Regions from separate parts of the Homo sapiens genome. Here region 1 is linked to region 2. The links are chromatin contacts, found by POLR2A ChIA-PET in ENCODE. All regions are on one chromosome and are shown on one strand. The core of a region is the stretch at or near the end of the contact, and the rest is flanking DNA. Distances in the headings are between cores, read along the strand shown. Region 1 overlaps KIF1C (kinesin family member 1C). Region 2 overlaps ANKFY1 (ankyrin repeat and FYVE domain containing 1).

Region 1 (3,773 bases), core at 20-2,519, 810 kb before region 2:
TCACGCCTGTAATCCCAGCACTTTGGGAGGCCGAGGCAGGTGGACTGCTTGAGCTCAGGACTTTGAGACCAGCCTGGGCAACACAGTAAAACCCTGTCTGTACGAAAAGTACAAAAATTAGCCAGGTGTGGTGGCACAGGTCTGTAGTCCCAGCTACTCAGGAGGCTGAGGTGGGGGGATCACTTTAACCCGGGAGGTTGAGGCTACAGTGAACCATGATCATGCCACTGCACTCTAGCCTGGGTGACAGGGCAAGACCCTGTCTCAAAAAATAAAAATGAAAATGAAAATAAAAAAGGAGGGAATACGTGTTATGCAGGGAAAGTGGGGCTGGGTGAGAAGACTGCTCCAGCTTGGCCCAGGCAGCCTTACCCTGAACCCATGATAATCTGACAGTCTAGGGCAGAGCTCACAGCACAGCCCCTGGTGCCTGCCATCCTGTGTCTGAATCCAGTTCTGCCATTTTGTGTCATCTTTTGCAAATCACCTAACCCCCGAGAGCCTCAGTTCTCTCACCTGTGAGCTGTGTGAGAAAATGCGGACGCACAGAGTAGATGGTCAGTAAAAACCATTCTTCTACATCCATACCTGTCTGTGCTGCCCCCGTCCTCTCTGCCTGTTTCTGGCCAGGTCTTAAATCTGCTGTTAAGAACTGAGGCCCAGGCTGGGCGCGTGGCTCACGCCTATAATCCCAGCACTTTGGGAGGCCGAGGCGGGTGGATCATGAGGTCAGGAGATTGAGACCATCCTGGCTAACACGGCGAAACCCCGTCTCTACTAAAAATACAAAAAAATGAGCCGGGTGTGGTGGTGGGGGGGCGCCTGTAGTCCCAGCTACTCAGGAGACTGAGGCAGGAGAATGGCGTGAACCCGGGAGGCAGAGCTTGCAGTGAGCCGAGATCGCGCCACTGCACTCGAGCCTGGGCGACAGAGCGAGACTCCGTCTCAAAAAAAAAAAAAAAAAAAAAAAAGAACCAAGGCCCACAGGGACTAAACCATCACAATCCCCACCCTTGGCAACACAGAATCATTGGCTGCCTTTACTGTGACCTATGTCAGTCTTGCACACGGGTGTCATCTCTCCGCACTGTAGCTCCTTGCCCATGGGCTGGCTCTGCTGAGGTGTATTTTTGGTGGCCTGTATGGCTTTCATATCTCCCCCAGCAAATGGCTTGAGGTTGCCGCAGAACAGGAACTTGGCAATAACTCACTGGGCTGAACTGATTCAACAGCTTTCAACCCAAAATGCCGGAAGCATTTGCTGTCACTGAGGACTTGAACCAGACCAGAACAACTGCCTTGATTGGCTGACCCTGAACCATATGGAAACCGAAGAGGCATGTCTTTTTTTTTTTTTTTTTGAAACAGTCTCACTCTGTCACCCAGGCTGGAGTGCAGTGGCGCAATCTCAGCTCACTGAAACCTCCACTTCCCAGGTTCAAGCAATTCTCCTGTCTCAGCCTCCTAAGTAGCTGGGATTACAAGCGTTCGCCACCATGCCCAGCTAATTTTTTTGTACTTTTAGTAGAGACGGGGTTCCACCATGTTGGCCAGGCTGGTTTCAAACTCCTGACCTCAAGTGATCCACCCACCTCGGCCTCCCAAAGTGCTAAGATTACAGGCATGAGCCACCCCACCAGCCCCAAGAGGTATGTCTTAAACCTCACTGTAAGACGCACATGATAGCGTCTTTTGTTATTTTTTAAAATGTGCTGGCCGGGTGCGGTGGCTCACGCCTGTAATCCTGGCACTTTGGGAGGCCGAGGCAGGTGGATCACAAGGTCAGGAGTTCAAGACTAGCCTGACCAACATGGTGAAACCCTGTCTCTACTAAAAATACAAAAATTAGGGCTGGGTGTGGTGGCTCAAGCCTGTAATCCCAGCACCTTGGGAGGTCAAGGCAGGAGGATCACCTGAGGTTGGGAGTTGGAGAAACCCTGTTTCTACTAAAAATACAAAATTAGCCGGGTGTGGTGGCGCACACCTGTAGTCCCAGCTACTCGGGAGGCTGAGGCAGGAGAATTACTTGAACCCGGGAGGCAGAGGTTGCAGTGAGTCGAGATCGCACCACTGCACTCCAGCCTGGACGACACAGCGAGACTCCATCTCAAAAAAAAAAAAAAAGTGCTGACCATACACACCCCAGGTCCCTTGTCCCCTGGAAGGTGTTAGGCCAAGCACTCCTAGGTCTCTGAGGCACAACACACACACCAGGTCCAAGCTGACAGACAGCACATGTGTACCACGTCCTTCCTCCCTGCCCAACTCATTTTCACAGAGACTTTGCTTGAGCTTATGTGAACCCAAATCATTCTATTTTTTTTTAAGTGTTAGAACTAAAACAAACTGGTGGCCTCAAAAATACACCTCAGCAGGTGCAGTGGCTCACGCCTGTAATCCCAGTGCTTTGGGAGGCCAAGGTGGGCGGATCACATGAGATCAGGAGTTCAAGACCAGTCTGACCAACATGGTGAAACCCCGTCTCTACTAAAAATACAAAAATTAGCCTGGTGTGGTGGCGCGTGCCTGTAATCCCAGCTACTCGGGGTTGAGGCAAGAGAATCACTTGAACCTGGGAGGTGGGGGCTGCAGTGAGCCAAGATCATGCCACTGCACTCCAGCCTGGGGGAAACAGTGAGACTCCGTCTCAAATGATAAAAAAAAAAAAAAAAAAAAAAAAAAGCTGGGGGCAGTGGCTCACGCCTGTAATCCCAGCACTTCGGAAGGCCGAGGCAGGCGGATCACCTGAGGTCAGGAGTTCGAGACCAGCCTGACCAACATGGGAGAAACCCCGTCTCTACTAAAAACACAAAATTAGCCAGGCATGGTGGCACATGCTTGTAATCCCGGCTACTCGGGAGGCTGAGGCAGGAGAATTGCTTGAACCCGGGAGGTTGAGGCTGCAGTGAGCCCAGATCGCGCCATTGCACTCCAGCCTGGGCGACAAGAGCGAACACTCCGTCTCAAAAAAAAAAGAAAAAGAAAAAGAAAAAGAAAAAGAAATCTCGGCAGTCATAGCTGGATAGAGGCAGGTTTTCCACAGGGACAAGTTCCGATATTCAAATACAGGTTTTTGTTTAAAAAGGATCAGAGTGCTAGTTGTGGTGAACAAGATCAAGAAGGGCAGGATCTTCTCTTCAGCAAAATCCCACACTCTGGCTCACTAGTGTCCCATTTCTACCTTAGAACCCTCGCCAGTGCCTGACCACACAGTAGTCTGTCTTCTCAGGGTGGGTGCAGAGGGCTGGGCCTGTGGTATTCCTCCATTCATACCCATGAGCCCCAAGCCCCTCTGAGGACAAGGCCACATCCCCTCTTTATATGGCTGCACTCCCTGGTGCCCAACCCAGACCTCTGAGTTCAGTGTGTGGGGTGGAACATGGGGCCTCTCTCCCTGTCTGGCCTCTCTCACCCCCTCAGCCATTACCTTCTCCATCTGGCTGGGGGATGCTCCGGAACAGACAGTGTTGCTCCCGAATGAACTGTCCGGTCAGCTTGATGTCCATATCTACTTGGCCGACCCTGGGGAAGCAATGGCCAACGTTTGTGAGCATGTGCCAGACTTTAACCAAGCCCCTCCTGAACACCAGTTTATCCAACTCAATGAACCAAGCCAATTATTCCCATTTCACAGATGAGGAAGCAGAGGCTCAGGGAGGTGAAATGGCTTGCCCGGGTTCATTCAGTGGGCAGTGAAGTGATGCTGGGATCTGAGCCCAGGTCTGCCTGACTCTGAAGCCATGCTCTTAGTCACCATGTTATACAGCAGGCTC
Region 2 (3,785 bases), core at 550-3,049:
AAAACATGTACCCTGAGGAAGCCTGATAGAAGTTTGTGAATAAAGTTGAATTTGGGGAGTAAGCAGTGTTGGAGCACTTAAATTTGACATTTGTATAAGAGATGATATTTAAGGGTCAAGGTGGGAGAAATTAAAATAGGTCGTATTCTCTACTCACTGGGCGCTAATTTACAAACTTGTTTGTGTAGCTCCCTGGGAAGCTGAATGAAGCGGATCATAACGGAGATCTGGCATTAGATCTAGCCCTCTCACGACGACTGGAGAGTATTGCCACCACGCTGGTTAGTCACAAAGCTGATGTGGACATGGTGGACAAGAGTGGCTGGAGCTTGTTACACAAAGGAATCCAAAGAGGTAGGAAGAAGTGTGTATGTTTCCCTGCAGGCAATTTTATTTTTATCCGAGTAATTTTTGAAGACTTTCTGACCTTGTTCCCAAAATTCTCAAAGGCTTCTGTAGTCTGTACTCACAGGCTACATGATCTAGAATTTGATCATTGGGTCAGAGGAAGCACTCAAGAGCTGTTGCCTATGCCGTGTTAGTTTGGCCATTCACCGTGCCAACAGGGCCCCAGAAAGAAAGGCTACAAAGATGGTACTTGTGTGAAGAAGTACCTTTTACTTGTAAGCACTTGATATGTTTGCTTGTTCAATGGATGGCTTTCTCCAGGAATTGTGCTAGGAAGGTTTTGCTTTTGTATTCTACCACAGATACAAGGATAGTAGCAAAACCATAAACCTTGAAACGTGTTCTTAGCTTCAGGGTTTTCACTTTAACAGGCTAGGCCTCTATTATGATAAATTGATAGAGTTTCATTTTGTTCTAGCAGAGTTATTTGAAATTGTAGCTATATTTTGAATGCATTGTTAATAGTTGGAAGAATACAGAAATGATAGACTTGAGAACAAAACATTTAAATCTTTTTTTTTTTTTGAGACGGAGTCTTGTTCTGTCGCCCAGGCTGGAGTGCAGTGGTGCGATCTTGGCTCACGGCAAGCTCCGCCTCCTGGGTTCATGCCATTCTCCTGCCTCAGCCTCCCCAGTAGCTGGGACTACAGGTGCCCACCACCACGCCCAGCTAATTTTTTGTATTTTTAGTAGAGACGGGGTGTCACCGTGTTAGCCAGGATGGTCTCGATCTCCTGACCTGGTGATCCACCCACCTTGGCCTCCCAAAGTGCTGGGATTAGAGGCGTGAGCCACCGCGTCCTCCCAGAACATTTTAATCTTAATGAATTAACTTGTCAAAGGAAAAAAAAAATACTAGGTTTTTGTTTGTTTTTTTCCATAGTCTTACTAATTCATGAGTCCCAAATGGATCTGGGCTGATTTTGCTTTGCAATGGTCATTTTAGACAGAGTGAAATCTGTATAGAGGTAGAGTTCCAGTGAGAAATGAAAGCTTTCCAAAGTGTCAAAGCGTTAGTTTTGTGGAGGGATGGTTGACTTGATTGAAGTGCATTGCCATGGCCACTTTTTTTTACTTACACGTAGACATCAAAGAGAGAATCTACTTGTTTCGTTCCATCTTAATCATCTATATTTTCCCCTTTTGATGATGCATTGTTATACTATTATTGTCTGTGCTACATTTTTGCCATTCACAAATTGCTCCTAGTTGGTGGAATGTAGTTACATCAAGATGTGGTCCTGTGCCAGCTTTGTCCTTTTTGGGCCAAGGTTTTAATACAAGTATCCTTATAAGCCATGTGCTGGAGTGCTGAGCTTGCTGGCTGGTAGAGAGGAAAATTTTGCTCATCACTGGGTAGGAAATCCTTCGAGTATGTCAGTGTCAAGAGCAGATGCATCTTCCTCAAGCACCGTTATGTGCTGTGCAAAGCCAGCGGGTGCTTAGCACTGAGTGTGATTCAGTGGGGAAATCTCCACCACGTAGGGAATGATTCTTTCCCACACTGTTTCGTGTCTGAGATGTTTATTTTGGAAACAGATACCCTGTTACTAAAAAAAAAAAATCTGAGAATTTTGTTTCTTTCCTCCCAGGGAGTTAATTCTTATGTTTGATGATAAATCATCTTTGAGTTATTAAATATTTTGGTGATTGCTTAGATACAAGAATTGCCAAGAATTAGTGATACATTTTTGATGTTTATTTTCAGATGATTTAACCTTCCACTCTGAGTTTATTAATTGCTTGCAAGTATGTGGATTACAGCGTGGGTATAATAAACTTGATTTTGCTAACTTTAGAGTGTTGCATATTACGGTAGACAGAGCACTGGCTTTATGAAGCTGGTATTCACCAAGGTTTGAATCTGAGCTCATCTGTTTACTCTGTGGCCTTGGACAAGTCACATTCTACGTCTTCCTTATCCATAAAGTGGGAATTACTTTTGCTTTATTGGTTTGTTCAGAGAATGCGAGGCAATGTTAGTAGTACACCCAGCAGTGATTACCAGGGGAATGGTGGGGTCAACCCTGCCATTCATCGCTTGCCCCTGCGTTGGAAATGCCATAACCAGGTCCAGTTCCTGTAGGAGTTTTTTTCACTTTAACTGTTAAAGAGTGAAAGTCTTTAATATATGAGATTTTGGTTTAGTCTGAGCACACATTAGAATCTGTCAACAAAATAGTCAGTGATCATCCTAATAACCAAGTATACCAGTCATTTTATCTAAAGAGTGGAACAGGCAGGCAGTGTCTTGGGGGAGTCCACAGGGGGCACATGTTTGGCCAGAGGGATGCCATCTCCTTGGATTAGCCTGATCTGAGCAAGAAGATGAGTCTTCACTTTATAAAAACAGTTCTTCCTGAACTTTTTTACCTTAATAACCAACATCAGTTGATGGGTTTCTTTTTTCTTTCTTTCTTTCTTTTTTTTTTTTTTTTTGTTGTTGTTGTTGAGACGGAGTTTCGCTCCTGTCACCCAGGCTGGAGTGCAATGGCTCGGTCTCGGCTCACTGCAACCTCTGCCTCCCAGGTTCAAGCGATTCTCCTGCCTCAGCCTCCTGAGTAGCTGGGATTACAGGCACCTGCCACCACGCCCGGCTAATTTTGTATTTTTAGTAGAGACTGGGTTTCTCCATGTTGGTCAGGCTGGTCTTGAACTCCCAACCTTAGGTGATCCGCCCGCCTCAGCCTCCCAGAGTGCTGGGATTAAAGACGTGAGCCACTGCGCCTGGCCGATGAGTTTCTTCAGTAGATTGTTCCTGTTATTTTTAGTAAATTTGAAAATGATGCCACCAACTGGAGCAGCATGAAATATGGTTTGTATTAATTGAATAATGAAGGTTACTGGCTGAATAAAACCATCAAGAAGCTGCATTGAAAGAAATATTATATATGGATTTTTTTAGTGTGAAGTTTTTTGTTAGGAATATTTTTATATGGACGGATTGTAATAGTCAATAGTCATGCCTCATTTACCTGGCAGTGTCAGTGAATGAGGTGATGAAGTAACTGAAACTTTTAAGCACCAGCTTTTATTTTAACTGTTTCTGATGATTTGAAATCTTTCTAAAATGTGTTAACCATTTTCTTATTGACAGAAACCTTATAAACGGTGATTGTGACATTTTCTGTTCCCTCCCTTTGTTCTGCTCTTCTGATATCAGTTGTCCTTTTCCTTTATGTACCCTCTGGGCTTTCTTTTAATGTAAAACTTTATTAATTTTCTATTTCTAGTAATTTCTAAATAGCTTCTTTGTGTGGGGTGAATATATATATATATATATATGTGTATGATTATAAGTAAAAAGAACTTTATATTTGGATCTTATTAATAAAGTAAATCTGATCCAAAGTCTATAATTCTTCTAAGAGGACTTA

The links. ChIA-PET counts read pairs that join two places held with the same protein, here RNA polymerase II (POLR2A).
Region 1: POLR2A ChIA-PET joins it to region 2 with 18 read pairs in OCI-LY7. The contact joins two enhancer-like sites. POLR2A ChIA-PET finds 5 or more read pairs at or near these places in 3 of 52 experiments (H1, OCI-LY7 and naive thymus-derived CD8-positive, alpha-beta T cell).

What each region holds. Positions count from the first base shown.
Region 1 is chr17:5,014,492-5,018,264 of GRCh38, reverse strand. It overlaps KIF1C (kinesin family member 1C), which reads right to left. Exons shown (of 23, transcript NM_006612.6): 18 at 3,428-3,522. Among named protein-coding and RNA genes, the nearest start is that of KIF1C-AS1, 3.7 kb to the left of the region's middle. Within about 2 kb of position 1,269, at least 2 of the 41 ENCODE cell types and tissues checked have a DNase peak (open chromatin) inside an H3K27ac peak, as active enhancers do.
Region 2 is chr17:4,202,890-4,206,674 of GRCh38, reverse strand. It overlaps ANKFY1 (ankyrin repeat and FYVE domain containing 1), which reads left to right. Exons shown (of 25, transcript NM_001330063.2): 7 at 189-354. Among named protein-coding and RNA genes, the nearest start is that of ANKFY1, 59 kb to the left of the region's middle. Within about 2 kb of position 1,799, at least 10 of the 41 ENCODE cell types and tissues checked have a DNase peak (open chromatin) inside an H3K27ac peak, as active enhancers do.